2 separate regions of the Homo sapiens genome follow, and region 1 is linked to region 2. Evidence: read pairs that join two places in POLR2A ChIA-PET (ENCODE). Cell type or tissue: GM12878. All regions are shown on one strand. Links, peaks and the distances in the headings refer to the core of each region. The heading gives the core; the rest is flanking DNA.

What was found. Peaks named below come from ENCODE experiments on the same cell type or tissue, not always from the same donor. Only the 100,000 strongest peaks of a DNase experiment are listed, where the experiment ranks them.
Region 1: POLR2A ChIA-PET joins it to region 2 with 9 read pairs; 2 of 35 experiments call an interaction of 5 or more read pairs at or near these places.

The regions. Positions count from the first base shown.
Region 1 is chr5:138,898,687-138,910,966 of GRCh38, reverse strand. It overlaps CTNNA1 (catenin alpha 1), which reads right to left. Exons shown (of 18, transcript NM_001903.5): 10 at 6,526-6,618. Among named protein-coding and RNA genes, the nearest start is that of LRRTM2, 29 kb to the right of the region's middle. In GM12878, for the core only: no CTCF peak of the experiment used is centred there; no DNase peak of the experiment used is centred there.
Region 2 is chr5:139,276,984-139,284,983 of GRCh38, reverse strand. It overlaps SNHG4 (small nucleolar RNA host gene 4), which reads right to left. Exons shown (of 7, transcript NR_182757.1): 4 at 6,576-6,657; 5 at 5,855-5,933; 6 at 4,926-5,049; 7 at 84-2,245. SNORA74A (small nucleolar RNA, H/ACA box 74A) reads right to left here and starts at 6,204; the gene lies at 6,005-6,204. LOC124901081 (a long non-coding RNA gene) reads left to right here. Exons shown (of 4, transcript XR_007058956.1): 3 at 4,299-4,416. It also overlaps a transcript of MATR3 not described here. In GM12878, for the core only: no CTCF peak of the experiment used is centred there; a DNase peak (open chromatin) is centred at 3,735; H3K4me3 peaks cover 3,304 bases; H3K27ac peaks cover 1,307 bases.

The DNA of each region.
Region 1 (12,280 bases), core at 1,723-9,722, 380 kb after region 2:
GCGCATGGCCGAGATCTTGTTACAACCTAAGTAAGCTCATGTCACTCTTCTACTCAAAACCCTTCAATGGTTTCCCATCTCAAATTAAAAGCCAAAGGCCTACGACCAAGGCCTCCAAAGGCCCTGCAGTCCCTAAACTTGTTTTAGATATCTGATCTCCTTCCTCCAAGCTTTTGCACTTGCTGTTCTCTCTGCCTGGAGCTCTCTCCCCTGAGACATCCTCCGTGGTTTGCTCTGTCATTTCCTTCAGGTCTTTGTTTATACATCACTTTCTCAGTGAGTCCTTCCTGCCCATCCTAACCATATTTAACACATCATAATAAAAATCTGTGGGGCAGCTAAAACAGTGCTTCGAGGGAAATTTATAGTATTAAAATGTTTAAATGTTACCTTAGAAAAGGAGGAAGGAAGGTCTCAAGGCAATGAGTTAAAGCTTCCAATTTTAAAACTAGAAAAGGAGCAAATTAAACCCAAAGCAAGCAGAAGGAAGAAAACAAAGAGTAGAAAATTAATGAAAGACAAATTACCAAAGCTCACTCAAGAATTAAAAAAACCCTAAATATCCCTGTCTATTAAAGAAACTGCAGTCATCATTAAAAACCTTCCCACAAAGCAAATTCCAGGCCCAGCTAGAGTTTAACAGTTACCAGGCTTCACTGGTAAATTCTCCCAAACATACAAAGAACTAATACCAAATATACACAGATTTTTCCAAAAAAAAAAAAAAAAAAAAAAAAAAAGAAAAGTAGGAAACACTTTCCAATTTTAAGATACAGAAATCAGCAAAGCAACAGGCAAGCCTTATGAAAAGAGCACAGCACCTCTGTGGGGCTGTTACCTGTAGACCTCAGTCAAGGAGGGGTGGGAGGCACAGAAGGGTAGAGATGGGAGGATACAGAAAATGCTCAGAGAAACTTTTAGTAAGAAGCATCTCCCTTGAGTTCTCTGTGAAACTGCTTTGTAAAAAACCAGATTAGAGAATACCAAAGTGGAAAAGTGAAGCGATTCAAAGACAGATGGTCCCATGATTGTGAAATAATAGGTTAAGTGACAGCTGAAGCCACAGGTCTGCCCCGTCCTGTATGTATGGGGTGCTCCTTTAAGGGCCATGTATTTTCCCACCTAGAGCTAGGGGCCAGGCCAGCCTGAGTTTATGCTTATTTGATGTGTGTCAAGCATGTCAGCCACAAATATGATCAGGGTTCCCATAAGCACAATGACAGAAGAAGCAATATGGAAGATAAATCTAGGGAGGCAGAAGGAAGAATGAACAATTTCAGAAGTAACTTCTCAATTTAGTGAGTGAGAAATACCAAAAGAAAAAAGAGACCTGGGACAGTGGCTCACAGGCTGAAATCCCAGCACTTTGGGAGGCTCAGGTGGGAGGATCACCTGACCTCAGGAGTTTGAGACCAGCCTGGGCAAACAAAAAATTTTAAAAATTAGCCAAGTGTGGTGGAGTCCACCTGTGGTCCCAGCTACTCAGAGGCTGAGGTGCAAGGACTGCTTAAACCTAGGAGGTCAAGGCTGCAGTGATTCATGATGGCACCACTGCACTCTAGCCTGGGTAACAGAGTGAAAACCTGTCTCTTAAAAAAAAAAAGGGTGGGGGGGGAGGAAAGAAAAAAATGTAGATAAGTAGAGGCTTCATATACTTAATTCATCCTTTGTGTAAATTTCCAAGAAAAGCCATGCATTAAACCAGGCATTATAAATTATTTAAGTGCCAGATTTGTATTAACTTAATGTTAATACGAATGTGTAATGCTCATTCTTGCATAATGAACTAAGAAAAAATATTGAGTGAGATAATCTCCAAAATGCCCTCCTCTGATTTTAAAGACTCAAAATGTCAGAAACCTGCTGCTGTTTGCAAGGTTTGGGGTTTTTGTGTTTTTGTTTCTTCTTCCTGACCAGCACACCAAATGGTTTTGAATTTAAAAATTAAAATATTTAAAGCAGCTACTATAGACTAAAACGGGCACATTCACAAGCAAAACATAATGCCTGGGATACAAAGGGTACAGATTCTGGTCTCTTCCCAAACCAATTTGTAAACTGCTTCCTCGTAAAAGTTTGTGAGACCGGGGCGCTCTGCTCGGATGGAGGCAGGTCCCTTTCCAGAGAAAAGAGTGAGAGAAAGTAGCCATCAAGTAGAAGGCAATGCAGAGAGAGAGCCGACCTACCTCCTCTTTTCTTAATGATAACAAATCGCCAAAAAATGTGGGTTCCTTCTCCCAACAAAATATAGCCACTTTTAGATTACTTCTTCCTCAACTTGATGTTATATTTAGAGAAGGGGTCAAAGGGGTCATACTCTGTCGCCCAGGCTGGAGTGCAGTGGTATAATCACAGCTCACTGCAGCCTGGAACTCCTGCGCTCAAGCGATCCTCCTGCTTCAGCCTCCTGAGTAGCTGGGACTACAAGTGCACGCCATCATGCCCAGCCAATTCTTTTATTTTAGGAGATGGGGTCTCGCTCTGTTGCCCAGGCTGGTCTTGAAATACTGGCTTCAAATGATCCCCCGACCTTGACCTCTGAAAATGCTGGGATTACAGATGTGAGCACAGGGCCTGAACTCAACTTTACTATCTCAAATGTTTCCAGTTAAAGTTGTTTAACTGCTAAAAAGTGAGTACTGTAGAATGGATTTTCCTATGTCTCTCAAAAGTTAATTTGCTATAGGGCAAACTTTAAAATGGGGATGAAAGGCCGGGCACAGTGACTCATGCCTGTAATCCCAGCACTTTGGGAGGCCAAGGAGGGTGGGATCAGCCTGACCAACAAGGTGAAACCCCATCTCTACTAAAAAATACAAAAATTAGCCGGGCGTGGTGGCAGGCACCTGTAGTCCTGGCTACTTGGGAGGCTGGGACAGGAGAATTGCTTGAACCCTGGAGGCGGAGGTTGCAGTGAGCCGAGATTGCACCACTGCACTCCAGCCTGGGTGACAGAGCGAGACTCTGTCTCGAAGAAGAAGAAGAAGAAAAAAAAAAGGGCGGATGGGGGGCATGGGGATGAAAACTCCTCTAATGGTCCCACCTGTCATTTCTCCCCACCAGAAACTAAAAATAGCATATAGGAGCCAACTCCAAACTGTAGTGCTGCCTATGTACAGCAGCCTGGGCATGAGGCATAAAACACTAAAATACATCCTAGAAGCACTGAGCACCTCTTCCACACTGTGAAGAGAGGTCAACAGTAGCCTTACTATAAAGAAACACACACTTTAAAATAATAAATGTTTGGCTACATGCTGCAGCATATTAAAACACCAAATTAAGCTCCTAGTGAATTAACTAACTACCCTAGTTACCTAACATGTTGATTAACTTGCCTAGACCTTGGAAGGGAATACCTCAAAATCAGGATCCGTGGTGCTTGTGATCACTGCCCACAAGAGAGGAGGCAGAGGTCTCCACAATCAAGGCCCTCTTCCTCCGAGGGACAGCCCTTCGCTTCCTTGAAGGAGAGATCCTCTGAGCATGAAACACACGGGCCACAGCAGGCCAGAGGCAGCACACAGAAGAGTTTGAGTTATCCTCCTCAAAGATTTCAAAAACTTTAAATTAGTTACCAATTGTTTAAAATTGAGACATGACAGAAAAATCTGAATTGCAGAATTTTTGTTTAAAATAATGTAGGGGGCCGGGCGTGGTGGCTCAGGCCTGTAATCCCAGCACTTTTGGAGGCCAAAGCAGGCATCACTTGAGGCCAGGAGTTCAAGACCAGCATGGGCAACATGGTGAAACCCCGTCTCTACCAGAAATACAAAAATTAGCTGGGCATGGTGGCACATGCCTGTAATTCCAGCTATTTGGGAGGCTGCAGCAGGAGAATCACTTGAACCTGGGAGGCAGAGGCTGCAGTGAGCAGAGATCATGCTACTGCACTCCAGCCTGGGTGACAGAGTCAGACTCCATCTCAAAAAAAGAAAAAAGAAGAAGAAACAAGAAAGAAGGAGGAGGAGGAAGGGATCTGGCAATAACGGGGCTGGGGTGAAGTCAAAGCTGCCTTACTGAAAATCAAGCACATGATGCCCAGTTTGCTGTGACCATGTCTGTAAACACCTACTTTATTTGCCATTACTGAACCTGCCCAGTCCTGTGTGCATAGCAGTTTGTGAGCAAGAGTAGCAATGAGCCCAGGTGAGAATCTGAAGAATAATCACACTTGAAAAAACATGGTTTTTTTCAGGACACATACCCAGTACCAAGTGTGGTCTGGGCACTGTCTGCCTAAAGCCTATTCCTCTTGAAATCTGTTTTAGTAGGAAAAATGAAACTGCAAGGGAGAGGAAGACACATTGCTTTCTGATGGCTAACTCAAACCCATGTGACATGGCTTGGCCACACAGGTTATGCACACCATCATTTTCATTAGGATCTACTAGACTCTCCGTGTGATTTTTTTCCTGGGTTTTAAGATCATTTATATAAATACTCTTGGTAGGTGTGATCAGTGTATGCTACCATCTGTTTCCACAGATTTGTGAAAGCATTGTCGCTTTTCAAGCATTTCAAGACCAAATGGAAAACCAAAGACATTAAAAACAAAGTGCTGATAGGGTAAATGGCAAACAAACTTGAAGAAAGAATCCAAATTCAAATCTGTCTCATACAACTTGGCCATCCAAGATCCTTCTGGATGTGGTGATTGGATCCATTGCAAATATCTATGCAGCTGTCAATGACTGGCAGATTTCAGGACTGGACTAACACTGGGAAAATGTCTATCAGATGATGTGAATTCACAATGGGTCCATCACAGTAATATTAAGGCAGAGCAACTCTCATTGGCAAATTAATCCACATGGTTAGGTGTTAGAACAAATGCCCTACTAACCTATGTAGCAATGAGAATGACAGATTAATAACCACCGAGAGAGGCTTTACTTATTTTGGTTGCCTACCTTGAATGTCAGGGATTATTTACATGAAAAAAGCCAAATAATAGTCACAGAATATTTTAAAATTGGTTGCAGACATAACATAGCAACTTCATTCCTATGACCTCTATTTCATTTCTCCAGTCCCTCTGCTTACTCTCCTTTATTTGAGGCCACTGCCTTCTGGCAGGACATGTAAAGAGAGGTAAGTCCTCAGAGTATGCCATGAGCAATTTACACATGGGAAAGTGGAGAGGAAACCTCTTCTACTGAATCATCACTTATACTCCTTAGAAATCCCTGGAATGACAAGGAGTGTCAAGCCAGACAAACAAACTCAGCTCTTCTCACAGGAGGCAGGCAACACACTGGGCACTTAAAAAGCATTCGCTGTCATGTGTGCTTCAGAGTCTTTCTAGAGGGCCAGATGTGTAACACAGCTTCATCATCAGTCTTCCAATATACTATTATAAATGGAGACAAGTTCTTGAGCTTTCACTTCAGAAGCTGGCCAAATTAAGTTACTATCTGTATCATAAGGCTGCTTTATGACACTACAGAATAAAGAGACTAGCTTGTGAATTTGGTTTCCTCCAACACAGAGACCCAAATACTGACCATTAAAATGAATATAGGTGAATAGTGTGAGGTAACTCTCATGGTTCCAGGATGGCCAGATGTCACAAATGGCCCTCAAGGAGGGTGTAGACTCTCCCTCAAGGAGACTGTGGTCACTGCCACCCTGTATTTTCCAGCAATGGAAGGCACCATACCTTCCTCAACCCACCAAGACAAGGTCTCACTCTGTCACCAAGGCTGGAGTGCAGTGGTGTGATCTCGGCTCACTGCAACCTTTGCCTCCCAGGCTCAAGCCAGCCTCCCACCATAGCCTCCTGAGTGGCTGGGACTACAGGTGCACGCCATCATGTTGGGCTAATTTTTGTATTTATGTATGTATGTATGTATTTTTTTTTTTTTTTTTTTGAGACGGAGTCTTGCTCTGTCGCCCAGGCTGGAGTGTAGTGGTGCGATCTCAGCTCACTGCAAGCTCCGCCTCCCAGGTTCACGCCATTCTGCTGCCTCAGCCTCCCGAGTAGCTGGCACTACAGGCACCTGCCACCACACCCACCTAATTTTTTTTTTTTTTAGTAGAGACGGGGTTTCACCGTTTTAGCCAGGATGGTCTCGATCTCCTGACCTCGTGATCCGCCCGCCTCGGCCTCCCAAAGTGCTGGGATTACAGACGTGAGCCACTGTGCCCGGCCAAAATATGTATTTTTTTTTTAAGAGATGGTGTTTTGCTATGTTGCCCAGGCTGGTCTCAGATTCCTGGGCTCAACTGACCCATCCACTTTGGGATCCCAAAGTGCTGCGATTACAGGCGTGAGCCACCGTGCCCAGCCCACTGTGCATTTTCAATGAAGGGCCAGGAGTAACATGTAATCTCCCGTGCAAATGTCACTTAATGTTAAACAAAAAATATTCCAAACTATGTGGGTTCTGTGTCAGTGATCTGTCCCCAAGACTTCCATCTAAAATCCTAAAAACAAAACAAAACTTAACAAAATAAACCTCATCTCCACTTGAATCAAAATTTAATTTGGTTATGCTGTCACCAGTGTCAGTTGTACTTTACCTGAGGACAGAGGGCTTCTAACTGGCTTGCAGACATTCGAACAAGCTTTACACCTTCTTCATTATTTGAGATGGAACAGGCCAAGTTGGCAACCTATAAACATAAAAAATAATCTTTAAAGATTTTTCTCTTTTGACTGCTAAGGAAAAAACACACACCTGGCCCTACCTCTGACCATTCTGGAACAGATGACAAGGGCACCAAGGGTGCCTCCCTTCTCACAGCCTGATTATTTACTTAGATGAGGACACATTTTTAACTCTACACAAAGCAAACTATACAGACTCATAACATACATCACATTGCAGGTTGGTGGCAAAACCTTGAAAGATCCCAGGGCCTGTAACTCACATGCTTTGCATGGCCTCTAACCCGCCTGAACAGTAACTTCAGAAAAAGGTTCTTCTAGTATGGGCAATAAGGTGAGAAAAGCTGAAGAATCAAGGGCATCAGGAAAGAACTGTTGTTATCCTCAAAAATGTGTTTTGCAGTGTTCTTGAAGGAAGGAAATAAAAAACTCTAAGGTGCTATGCTCATTTGACAGGGAATAGATGCTTAATTTAAGGCAAGATGAATTTTATTTGAACACCAGACAATTTTTCAAACAAAAAAAAATAACATGAAGACAACATCAAGATGGACCAAAGGCAATCATGATCAAAAGTGGAAAAGGAAACTGGTTATGTTTCATAGTTAAAAGCAAAACTGCCCTTCAACTGGGTTCTCAAAAACACTGACAGCTTGAATCTCTCCTGGCTGATGCGGCTTAATTTGAACCGAAATCTTTACCTTCCCGTCCAGCCATCTCAATGATACAGCTCACGTGGCCAGGAACAATCTTTCCAGGTTGTGTCATACTTCCTTTGCTGAAGCTCTGGAATGTTACTGCGTAGTGACTGCTAAGGCTGTGATCACTTATCCATATTTCTAAATGAACAGGCTTGCCAATTCCATTAGCAATATCTGGGCCCAACTGAATACACGGTACTGAGACACATCTTTACCCCAGTTGCAAACTGAGTTATGAATGATAAAGGCGTAGGCAGTTGAATATCAGAGGCACTTTCTGGGAATTTAAATGCTAGAGTAAACAAGGGCAATGGCAATAACCTTTGATTTTCACTCCTCCGCCCAACTTAAGCACATAAACACATCAGAAAAATTATACACTATTACGGCAGTTGTTTGTAGTGCTACAGTTAAGGATTATCAGCTTTCTATAAGACTGCTAACTATCAGAATCCTGCAATGCCCAAACACAAGGAGAAACAAAAGAAGTTAACGTGCAATTTAAACATAAAAATGTAAAGGAACTGGAAAGTCAGATCTCTGATGTTTATGAGTCCTTCAAAGTCACATAAAGAAGCAACACTTATACTCCCTGACACTTACAGTTCCACCTTCTCTGTCATCTGGACCCAAGCAGAGAGACATTTCTTTTCAGGATGACAAATCTACAGAGATGACTGGGGATTTCTATTTGTTTGCTTAAAAAATCACTGCAAAATATGACCTAAGATAAATTTTGTAAAATGTAAGACTTAAAAAAAAAGGAAACAAATATTCATTGAAGGAGAAAGCTTGAATTAGATGTGTTCATGAAGAGTAATCTACAACTTCTATTGCTTCACTGCCTTAAGACGACATTTTGAACAACAAACATAAAATCTGATGATGATCATTGAAAAAATTAGCATTTTGTGACTAACAAAGATCGCTGGTGTACCGGGCACGGTGGCTCATGCCTGTAATCCCAGCACTTTGGGAGGCCGAGGCGGGCGGATCATGAGGTCAGGAGATCGAGACCATCCTGGCTAACACGGTGAAACCCCGTCTCTACTAAAATACAAAAAAATTAGCCGGGCGTGGTGGCAGGCGCCTGTAGTCCCAGCTACTCGGGAGGCTGAGGCAGGAGAATGGCGTGAACCTGAGAGGCGGAGCTTGCAGTGAGCCGAGATCACGCCACTGCACTCCAGCCTGGGCGACAGAGCGAGACTCCGTCTCAAAAACAAAAACAAAAAACAAAGATCCCTGGTGAGGTGCCCAGCACCCTGCCTATTCCAATCATTTAGGAGGCCACTTGAATGCTGGATCCAGGACAGTCACTACTAGCACAATCTTATTTCAATCTATATTCTCAATCTTATGAATCCTTAAAACTCAGAAAAATATTTAAATTAAGAAGCAAAAGATTTTTAAAAAAGAAGCAAAAGATTACGTAAGTACTCTCTACATCAGACACATGAGGGTAGTGTGTGGCTAAGGCTGAAATGGCTGTTAAACCATCTTTTCTGTTTCATGATTACAAACACTAACAAAACAAAGGTTATGGAAGACTTGTTCTTTATTTTAAAACATTACTTTAAAATATTTCTGGTGTACTGTTGAAGCAGTAATGTTCTACAAGAGCACACTGCCTATTTCAGGAGGCCTGGGAGGAGGAAGGAGTGCCTGTCACTAACAGTCTTCTCCAGATGAATGAGCTTCAATTCACCCCCCAGGGACAGGGCTACTCACTTCTAACAATGACAAATGTGCAAATGCAACATCATGACCATAGCTCTCTGAGAGGCTAACCTCACATACTAGTGTCAGGCCTGACTACAGTGAAAGGAGAGGGCGAGGAGAGGAGCTTCCTAAATGCCTCTTTCTGTGGAAAATCTGGGGCTCTAGAATGACGTAACTATTAACAATGAGACTAAAGAAGATCCTGAGGTTAGAATGAGAAACACTCTGAGCTGGGTGCAGTGGCTTCCAGTCCAAGGCAAGAGGATCACTTGAGGCTAGGAGTTTGTGACCAGCCTGGGCTACATAGCAAGACCCCATCTCTATACATTAAAAAATTTTTCATTGGCTGGGTGTGGTGGCACGCACCTATAGTCCCAGCTAATTGGAAGGCTGAGTTGGGAGAATAGCTTGAGCCCAGAAGGTCGAGGCTGCAGCAAGCCATGACTGCAAGACCATGTCCCAAAAAAAGAAAGAGGCTGGGTGTGGTGGCTCATGCTTGTAATACCAGCAGTTTGGGAGGCCGAGGTGGGCGGACTGCTTGAGGCCAGGAGTTGGGAGACCCACCCCTGGCCACATAGTGAAACCTCACCTCTACTAAAAATACAAAAATTGGCCCAGCGTGGTGGCACGCCCCTGTAATCCCAGCTGCTTGGGAGGCTGAGGCATGAGAATTGCTTGAACTCAGGAGGTGGAGGTTGAAGTGAGCTGAGATGGCGCCACTGCACTCCAGCCTGGACAACAGAGCGAGACTCTCTCAAAAAAGAGAAAAGAGAAAAGAGGGGAGGGGAGGGGAGCGGAAGAGAAGAGAAGAGAAAAGAAAAACACTTGGAGCAGTTAACTTCCACAGAGAACCCAGCAGAGCCAAGACTTCGTAGAACAGTGAGAAGTATCTCTGGATTTGTTAGGAGAATAAATTATTATCTTTCCTACCACAGTTACTTGTATTAACAACTAAAATGTCTCTGATTCCCACTATTCGAAGAGGTAGGCTAAGACTGACACCACAACCACTAGTTTGAGATCAGGCAGCCCTCTTTTGTACCATCTGTGCCTACTGTGTGGAAGTTTGGACCTTGCGGAAGAGCAGGTTTCAGAAAACATTTAAACAATCGGCCTTGGGTTTTGCTGGTTTCAGGAAAACCCAAGCTCAAATCTGAGCTGTTGAGGAAATGACTCACAGCCCCCCTGTGTCAGATCAACAGATTAGACATCTGTACATGACAGACAACTTTTTCAGTCTTTTAGGAAGGCTCTACCTTTACTCCACGATGGATGATCTTTACTTACATAAAATTTGTTAAATGAAGTTTCATTTAGGAAAAAATCCCATTATGACTTTATTTCAATCCTGCTCCTTCTGTAACCATAATGACTATTTTTCTCTATTATACATAGATTTATGATTTACTGAAGTCGAACACAAGTTGTTTCCCACTTCCTTAACTGCTCCTGGCTTCCTATTTGGCTGAGTTCCTCTTATCCTGGAATGTTTGTAGGAAGACAAGATAAGATTTCTTTTTGTTCTTGATAATAAATTAATGACTGACTCTCATAACAGTTTATACCTGTTGTAGGAGTAAGCAAGTGAGAAGAGATGTGGGACAGGGAGCTTTTAAGTCTAAATAATGACCCACCAACGCAGCAGCAGCCCAAAGGAACAGAGTTCAAAACATTCATCTCTTCCCCTGTGCCCCTGGGCCAAGCTAGCACCCGAGTTTTCTTCTTTAAAATGATCTGAATGTCTAAAAGTCAAAAATAACAATAAAATCAAAAACTCAACTTTTACAAACTTGTCGTACATAAAGTAAAAGTCCCAAATGCAGGTCATAACATTTCAGAGGCACTCAATAAGTTTTTAACAACTACTTCCAAACCCACAGGGGAAATGATGATAAGCCCCTACCTTTCCAATTTCCAGGGAAAGGTGTTGGTGATCTTATTAGGAGAAATAAGATATCTTACAATACTGAAAAATGAAGTATGCATGGATAATAGAAAAATTCTACAACTAGATTGTGGTGATGGGTGCACAGTTCTGTAAACTTACCAAAATCTGAATTGTACACTTAAAATGGTTAATTTTATGGTATACAGATTATGCTTTAATAATGCTTTTTCAATTTTTAATGCAGAGCTAGGCAGGTGAAAAATTAAGAGAAATTGTCAGAGGCTAGAAAAGAGAAAGGAGAACTTCAGAGAAGTAAGCAATCAGCCAAAACAGTGTTTCCTCTGGTGGGTGGTGGGGGGTTTTGCAGGGAGGCACCATTTCATGATGAGAACTTGGGTTTTAATGGGCCAAGGCCAGGGTCCTCTCAAGGTAGATGACTCAGATCAGAGACTGCGCAGAGCTGGAACAGGCAAAAGGCAACAACCCTAGTAAGTGACCAACCCTAAGAGTGATCAAGAAAGTCACCATGGAAAGAGGGTATTTCTCAGTCTAAGCATTCGCTCAGGGAGGAAAAGAAGAAAAAGCCCCTATACCCCACTCCAAATTCTAATCAAAAGCTGGCAGAGGTTTAGGTATAGAAATTATGTTATGTATATGGTTCAGAAAACTTTTACATTTAAGAGGTTATGTATTAGTAGTACCTCTAAGCAGGTGGCAGAAGCAAATATAAATGAAAATTTTACCTCATGGAAGGTAAGCTAAACACAGGCTTCAAAGAATTCCCACAATAAAACTCCAGGAATGTGAACTCACAAATTAAAAAAACAAAAACAAAAACAAAAGTATACAAGGAAATGAGCCGTCTTGGGCAAGAATAAGCAAAACCACCACCTGTGTAATCAGATCCATAATAACGCAATACTCAAATGATCGAAAATGCAATTTAAAAAATATATTTATGTTAACAGAAGAGTACAGATAAGGAAAAAGACACTCAAAAATAATTAGGCAGATTTGAAAAGGATCAAAATAGAAGTTCAAGAAAAAAGTAGTAATTTCTACCACTTCTAGAAATTTAAAGTGATATTGACTTAAACTCTACTGAAAAGAGAATTAGTAACCTAGAAAGTCAAAATGAGGAAATTCTTTAGAAAAACCAAGATATTTTCATCTTATGGAAAATGTGGAAACCACAAAAGAATTTAAGAGACATGCAAGATAAACTGAGAAAGTCTACTATTTAACTACCAAGAATTTCAAAGAAAGAACAGAGAGAATGATGGGAAAGACAATGCTGAAAGAGATAATGGCTGAATGTTTTTCAGAAGGGATGAAATATCATTTTCAGACTTGGGAAGA
Region 2 (8,000 bases), core at 1-8,000:
TTAACATGGTCAACATGTAGTAAATAGTGTTGATATTCTATGGCGCCACATGTCCCAAAGTATACCCTAATGACAAAAAATCATAGATTCAAAGATTTTATTTTTTATAGAACCCCAGAATAATAACATATTATAATTATACACTTCAATCTGGTTATAAGTTATATCCTCGCAGCTACTTACCAATATGCCTGCTTGTAAGAGAGGTTCTTCAAGTTATAATTTACACAAAGATGTCTCACAAATTTTCTCAAATATAAAGATATTTACAGATTACTGAAATAAGTAACAAAAGCCTACACATGTGTTTTAGTTAACAGATGTCTGAAATCTAAATAGCAAGTCTCTGCAAATCCATTATTTTCTTTTTTTTTTTTTGAGACTGTCTCAGTCTGTCACCCAGGCTGGAGTGCAGTGGCACGATCTCAGCTCACTGCAACCTCTGCCTTCCAAGTTCAAGCGATTCTCGTGCCTCAGCCACCCAAATAGTTGGGATTACAGGCATACACCACAACACCCAGCTAATTTTTGTATTTTTTTCTTTTGTAGAGACGGGGTTTCACCATGTTGGCCATGCTGGTCCTGTCCTGGCCTCAAGTGATCCACCCACCTCAGCCTCTCAGTGTTGGGATTATAGGCAACCGCGCCCGGCCAAATCCATTATCATCACTTAATGTTTAAAGGCTACGTTCAGTTTCCTATAGGTGATATTGTTAGGATCTACTAGCAAATGATTTGGTAACCTGACATCTTTGTATTCATGTCCAAAAAAATTCTTTTATAAGAACAAAAATGGTACTCTTAGCCTCATTCACTGGAGTATTACTGAAAAGCATGATATTCTTACTCTATTTTGGGTACATTATGACAGAGAGGTTATTATTACCAACTGTCAGTAGAACTGAGGCTTCTTGAGTAAAGGGGATTGAGGTAAACCTTTGGAAGCTGGTGAATACATTTCAAGACACAACATGGCACCTGTGTCTAGCTCTATGGTACAACATGGTACTATGACACATATAATGGGTTGCCAGATGGGGAAGGCAGCTTCTCTGCAACTGAGCTGAGATCTCAAAATAGACAATGTCAAGATGGAATGAGAAGGGAAAAACAGCATGTGTAGACAGGTAGTGACAAAAGGCTAATTAAGGACTGAAAGAAACCAGTGGCCAACAAGGGAATCTACGGGTGATAAAGATAAGACGGTGAGAGAGATAAGGCTAGATTGTATAAGGCTTGACAGACCATAGCAAGATAAGCAAGAACTGTGTCCTGTTAACCATTTATCCCTAACATCTAGCATAGAGTTCAGTTAGTAAAAGCCATAAACCCTTTGAGTCTTCTGGCAAGATAAGTAATTAGCACAGATTATTGTCACTCACTGCAACTCAGCCTTGGAGGGAGTACACAAATCAGAAGGAGGTCAAGTGTCTGGGAAATTAAATGACGGCACCTGGAAGAACAGATCATTGTTGGGGTAAGAAATGGAAGCCCAGTGTAGAAAAGGATAGAATGCCATGGGGTTAGAGGTAGCAGAGGCTGGGACAGAACTTGTCTGTTCTGCCCCCTTTCACCCCTCCTGTTCTTTGCCTTATGTCCAACCCATCACTTGCTGGGGTAGTCAGCCTAGTTGAACAGGTTTAGACAACCCTAGAGTTCTCTCCAGGAGAATTAATACTGAGAAGGAGAAGTTCTACCATTGTCACTCTGGTGAAGCACAGATTCTAACTCAGAGGCTCTTTGCCTTGAGGGGCATCTTCCCTCTCCTTCAACTCATCAGAACCCTTAGTTCTGGGCTTGGCTTCTCCCTTTTAGCAGCTGATAACAAAATCCCCATCCTCTACTATAAGCTTACGGGCTGAAAGTCAGCCATGTAAGGACTACAGCATCCACTCTCAAAAGACAACAGGCTCAACCACTATTCTCTACATGACAGAATAAAGTAAGACCACAGAATAAAAATGGAATGTTTTGAGAATTTAGGAGGCAGCCGGGCACGGTGGCTCATGCCTGTAATCCCAGCTACTGGGGAGGCTGAGGCAGGAGAATCACTTGAACCCGGGAGGCAGAGGTTGCAGTGAGCTGAGATTGAGCCATTACATTGCACTCCAGCCTGGATGACAGAGACTCCGTCTCAAAAACAAACAAACAAAAAAACAAAACTGTCAAGGTCATTAAAAACAAGTCTAAGAAGCTGTCATGGCCAACAGGAGCCTAAGTGTAATGTGGTATCTTCAACGGGATCCTAGAACAGACAAAAGACATTACATAAAAACTAATGAAATCTGAACAAAGTATGGACTTTAGTTAATACTAATGTATCAATATTAGCCCATTTAATTGTGACAACCATAATATACCAATGTAAGATGTTATTAGGGGAAACTGGGTATGGTATATATGGGAACTCTTTGTACCATCTTCCCAACTTTTCTATAAATCTAAAAGTATTGTAAAATAAAATAAATTTTAAAGTCCTTTTTACTGTACTTTCCCAATGAGTATATCACCCTTAAGAAGCAGCACAGAACATTCTTACATCCTAAAGGGCCTTTACTGGAGGGCAAGGAAGACCAAACAAGTAACAGGGTCTCCTCTGAACAAGCCTTAGGCTACTAAACTGACAAATTTATGACTCATCAAGTTGGCTCATTACAAGTGTTCCTAAATAGCATTAAGGAGAAAGATGTTGCTAAGCAGAGATTTTAAGTTATTACAGTTAATTTGTTAATTCAGTGAAATTGTTTTTCAAGAGTATATTGACAGGTCCATTAACTGGAGCTGTGTTCATAAAGCCCTAATTAAGCAACAACATTCACAGGAGTCATTGTCACTCTTTTTAAGTTCTTAATTAGTTGCTCTTAGCACGGTGTTTTCCTTTGTGTGAATTCCTAGGCACTTAGCCACCTCTTTGTGTCCCTTTGGGACTTGCAGAATTTATCCCTCTGGGTTTTGCTTTTCTGGTTTAAATTTGAGTGAGGCATGATCCAAAATTTCAACATAAAATCCCACTGACACTAGTTTGTTTCAACCCAGCAAGTGAAATCATGGACAGGTGCCAGGAATAGTGTTTATTAATTGTGGTTCCCTCATTTTTTAAAAAATTCAAGGTTGGTGGGGGTGTTTGGAAACCCTCCTTATTTTTAGTTTTTCCTCTTAATATGGTACAGGCCTAAGACCTGAAACTTGGCCTAAGCAATGAAAAGAGGCACTTGTGTTTACTGCTACCTATGGCAGCTGGCAGCCTGGGTATTTACAGACCAGTAACCCTGCCAGTCTCATTCAAGTTTTCATTGCAGCATGGGAAAAGATTAACAGAAAAAAACTACTTCGGCTGGGTGTGGTAGCTCACACCTGTAATCCAGCACTTTGGGAGGCTGAGGCGGGTGGATCACCTGAGGTAAGGAGTTTGAGACCAGCCTGGCTGAAATGGCATGGCAAAACCCCATCTCTACTAAAAATACAAAAAAAAATTTAGCCAGGTGTGGTGGCGTGTGACTATAGTCCCAGCTACTTGGGTGGCTGAGGCAAGAGAATTGCTTGAACCCAGGAGGTGGAGGTTGCAGTGAGCTGAGATCGTGCCACTGCACTCCAGCCTGGGCAACAGAGCAAAAAAAAAAAAAAAAACAAAAAAAAAAACTACTTCGAGGCCAGGCAGAGTGACATCTGTAATCCTAGCTACTCAGGAGGCTGAGTCAGGAGGACCACGTGAGCCCAGAAAGTTGAGACTGCAGTGAGCTGTGACCACACCACTGCACACCAGCCTGAGTGAGACCTTGTCTCTAAAAAAAACAAATAACTACTTTGAAGCCAGGCATGGCAGCACATGCCTATAGTCCCAGCTACATGGGAGGCTGAGGCAGGAGGTTTGCTTGGCCCAGGAGGTCAAGGGTGCAGTGAGCTGTGCTTGTGCCACTGCACACCAGGCTGGGTGACACAGTTGAGACCCTCTATCAAAAAAGATTTTAAAAACTAATCTTCTTAGACTCACCAGGAAATATATTTCTTTGCTTAAAAAAAAAAAAATCGACAGGGATAAGTAGGTGAGTAACTTTATTTATCAAGTAGGAAATCCCATCAAATTATTTAAATGCACATGATTACACCATTGATGCCTTTTGGGATATTGAATACAGGAATACCAATGAATTATCTATTTTCAAGTAGCAATATAGGAACGTCTCTGCACATGGATAGCGCTACTGTAGTCAGGAAGACAACCTGTATGCTTAGAACTTGAGGCCTCAGATTTAAAGTACTGTGACTATTCATGACATAAAATTTTCCTCTTTCCTTAGGAGCCATTTCGGTTTTACCAACTCAGACTGAGATTGTGGCTGAGTTTGATAAGTGCAGACTGCTATTCTTTCTTAAGACCTCTCCCTTTGGAGCACATTAAAAGTGGAGAGAACTGCTGTAAGTAACCCATGCAAAAAAACACATAAACAAATCCCAAACACACAAAAAACAGACTATTTTTACTACTGGTTAATTTCTTGCAGTCACCTTAGTGCCCTAAAAGATGAAGAGTATGATGCTCTAAGGCAAAGCTATTGATAACATTAAACTTTTCAGAAAGACACATTGCTATTGGCTCTGAACCTGTCACTAATGAGCTGTTCAACTTTCAAGGCCTGAATTTCATTCTCCAGGACAGAGGTTGGCAAACCATAGCCTATGGGCCAATTCCAGCCTGCTGTTTTTGTATGGCTCTCAAAATAAGAATGGTCTTTAAATTTGTAAATCATTGAAAACAATTTTGACACTGAAAATTTTATGAAATTCTAATTCAGTGTCCATAAATAATGTTCTATTAGAACTATAGACTTGCTCATGTGTTGATATTGTCTAAGGCTGTGTTTGCACTAGAGCTGCAAAAATAGTTGCAAAAACCACATGGCTGAACAAGCATAATATTATATTACCTGGCTCTTTACAGCAAGTTTGCTGATCCCTGCTCTAGAACAGCAGTGCATAATAAACTTTCTGAATTGGTGGAAATGTTCTCTAATATTGGAGTTGTCCAATAGGGTAGTCAGCAGCCAGATTCTGAGATTAAGAAATTGATTAATTTTTATCAACTTACACAGCCACATGTAGCATATACCTACTGCACAGCAGAGCTCCAGAAAAGTGAGGGATGGACTTTAGATCCTAAGAATTCTCTAAAATTCTGATACTTGGCTGGGCGCGGTGGCTCATGCCTGTACTCCCATCACTTTAGGAGGCCAAGGCAGGTGGATCACGAGGTCAGGAGTTCGAGACCAGCCTGACCAACATGGTGAAACCCCATCTCTACTAAAAATACAAAAATTAGCTGGGCGTGGTAGTGCACGCCTATAATCCCAGCTACTCAGGAGGCCGAGGCAGGAGAATCGCTTGAACCCAGGAGGTAGAGGTTGTAGTGAGCCGAGATTGCGCCATTGCACTCCAGCCTGGGAGACAGTGAGACTCCGTCTCAAAAAACAAACAAAAAAACCTGTAATCCCAGCATTTTGGGAGGCCAAGGCAGGCAAATCGCAAGGTCAGGAGTTTCAGACCAGCCTGGCCAATATGGTGAAACCTCGTCTCTACTTAAAATAAAAAAATTAGCCTGGCATGGTGGCAGGTGCCTGTAGTCCCAGCTACTCGGGAGGCTGAGGCAGGAGAATCGCTTGAACCCAGGAGGCAGAGGTTGCAGTGAGCCGAGATCGAGCCACTGTACTCTAGCCTGGGCAACTGAGCAAGACTCCGTCCCCCCCCAAAAAAAAGTCTGATACTCTACATAATTTTTCACATCATAATTTTAAGTCCCCTACCCCCATCTGAGCTATAGTAATTTAATTGGGACCTACATGACAAGAAGACTACATACGTTACTTATCTTGGTGTCACACAGGGCTGTCAGACATCTGGGGTCCTGATGGAGGTAGATGTCATTCAGGTGAAGGCATCTAGGATTCAAAGAGGTAAAGAATGACAGGCTGTCCCTAAGACAACCTGTCTTTTTCTGCAAACAGAAAAAAATTGTTTGCACCCAGACTAGGATCAACTCCACAGGAGTCATTCCACTCTCAGAGGTGCAAAACACTGCCCAAAGGTACTCAGCTACAACACCAAAACAGTGCTTGGAGCCAAACCTCAATAAAGACAGTGTTTGCTCTTCCAACAGTGTAACACCATCACAGGCACCACATGAGCCTGGATAGCTGACAACCGCTGGATGATTCCTGAAACAGCTTTCTCATTATTTGTTTCAGATACCTAGGCACTCCAGGTAGAAGACGTATCAGTTGAATATTGACTGCAAAACAGGCGTGGAAGCACTAATTGCAGACCCTGTTGTCAAACCCTTTAACAGGAATCCCCTTCTGTGTTTTCAGTTGTTTTATGCAACATTCAGGGAGGTCCTGCCATGTGCCAAGCACTGCGATTGGGATCTAGCAGTGAATAAAACAAGATATATTGTCCTTTCCTTCATGGATCTTACAAATACAGGTTAATTTACCTCCCATTTGTTTCCTGATAGATACCAACTAGCCCACAGGCCTGGCACAGAGGAGGTAGTCAATGTTGGAATGAATAGGGATATTTACCTGAAAACTGCACATGCAGACTGTCACCTGCCACTATTTCCTCCCTTCAGATGGGTGAAGGATGCCCTACTTTCAAGTCATCCTAAAAAGGAAGACAAGCAAACTTAGTGATCTAGTACACAGAATATAATAAATAGCAATGCATTGTGTGTGTGTGTGTATATATATATATATATTTTTTGAGATAGGGTCTCACTCTGTCTAGACTGAGTGCAGTGGCATGACCATGGTTCACTGTAGTCTCAATCTCCTGGGTCAAGTGATCCTCCCAGCTTAGCCTCCCAAGCAGCTGGGACTACAGGTGCATGCCAACACACCCACCTAATTTCTTTTTTGTTTTTTATAGAGATGAGATCTCTTTCTGTTGCCCAGGCTTGTCTCAAACTCCTGGGTTCAAATGATCCTCCCACCTCAGCCTCCCAAAGTGCTGGGAATACAGGTGCGAGCCACCGTGCCTGGCCTGTATATTTCAAAATTGCTAAAAGATACTAAATGTTTTCACCACAACAAAATATAAGTATGTGAGGTGCTAGATGTGTTAACTAGCATGATTTACTCATTCCACAATGTAAACATGTATGAAAACCTCATGTTGTACCCCATATAACATATACAATTACTGTCAATTAAAAAAAAAAAAAAAAAAAGACGAGCAGACATGATATATTTCCCATGAATTTGAATGTTTGGCACCCTGGTCTAAAATAGCAGCTCCTAAGGACCCTTATCTGGAGAGATGGAAATAGAATGCTGCTTGCCATTTACCCCAATTTCTATAGCCTCAGGAATTATTTTATTTACCATTATTTGCCTTTTCCCTGCCTATAGTACTATAAAGCTAACCATCCCCCAAGCCCTACAGATATCACTAGCCTTAAGACCCCATATGTAAAAGGCTATTCACAGTTGAGGCATTCACACAAAGCACTCACATTTAGTTGAGAGAATCCTATTAAGGGAATGCCAACTGATCTAACAAAACAAGCTTTGATAAACAACTCCCCTGCCCCCCAACATCCTCCCCATTTCCTCCTGTGGAAACTAGTATGTCACTTTTCACAGCAACCGAGGGTCATCTCTTCTCAAAAGATTAGCATTCCAGGCCAGGCACGGTGCAGTGGCTCATGCCTGTAACCCCAGCACTTTGAGAGGCAGGAGATCACTTGAGCCCAGGAGTTCGAGACCAGCCTGGACAACGTCGTGAAACCTTGTCTCTACTAAAGCCTGGGCAACATAATGAGACTTTGTCTCTACAAATTAAAAAAAAAAAAATTATCTGGTTGTGGTGGCACACACCTATCATCCCAACTACTTGGGAAAAAGCATTCCAAAACAAAATTACTACAAAGGGAACTCAATATCTACCACTTTAATGGGGCAACAACTGTTCATTTCTGAAAATCAGTAAGCAACTAAAGCAAATAT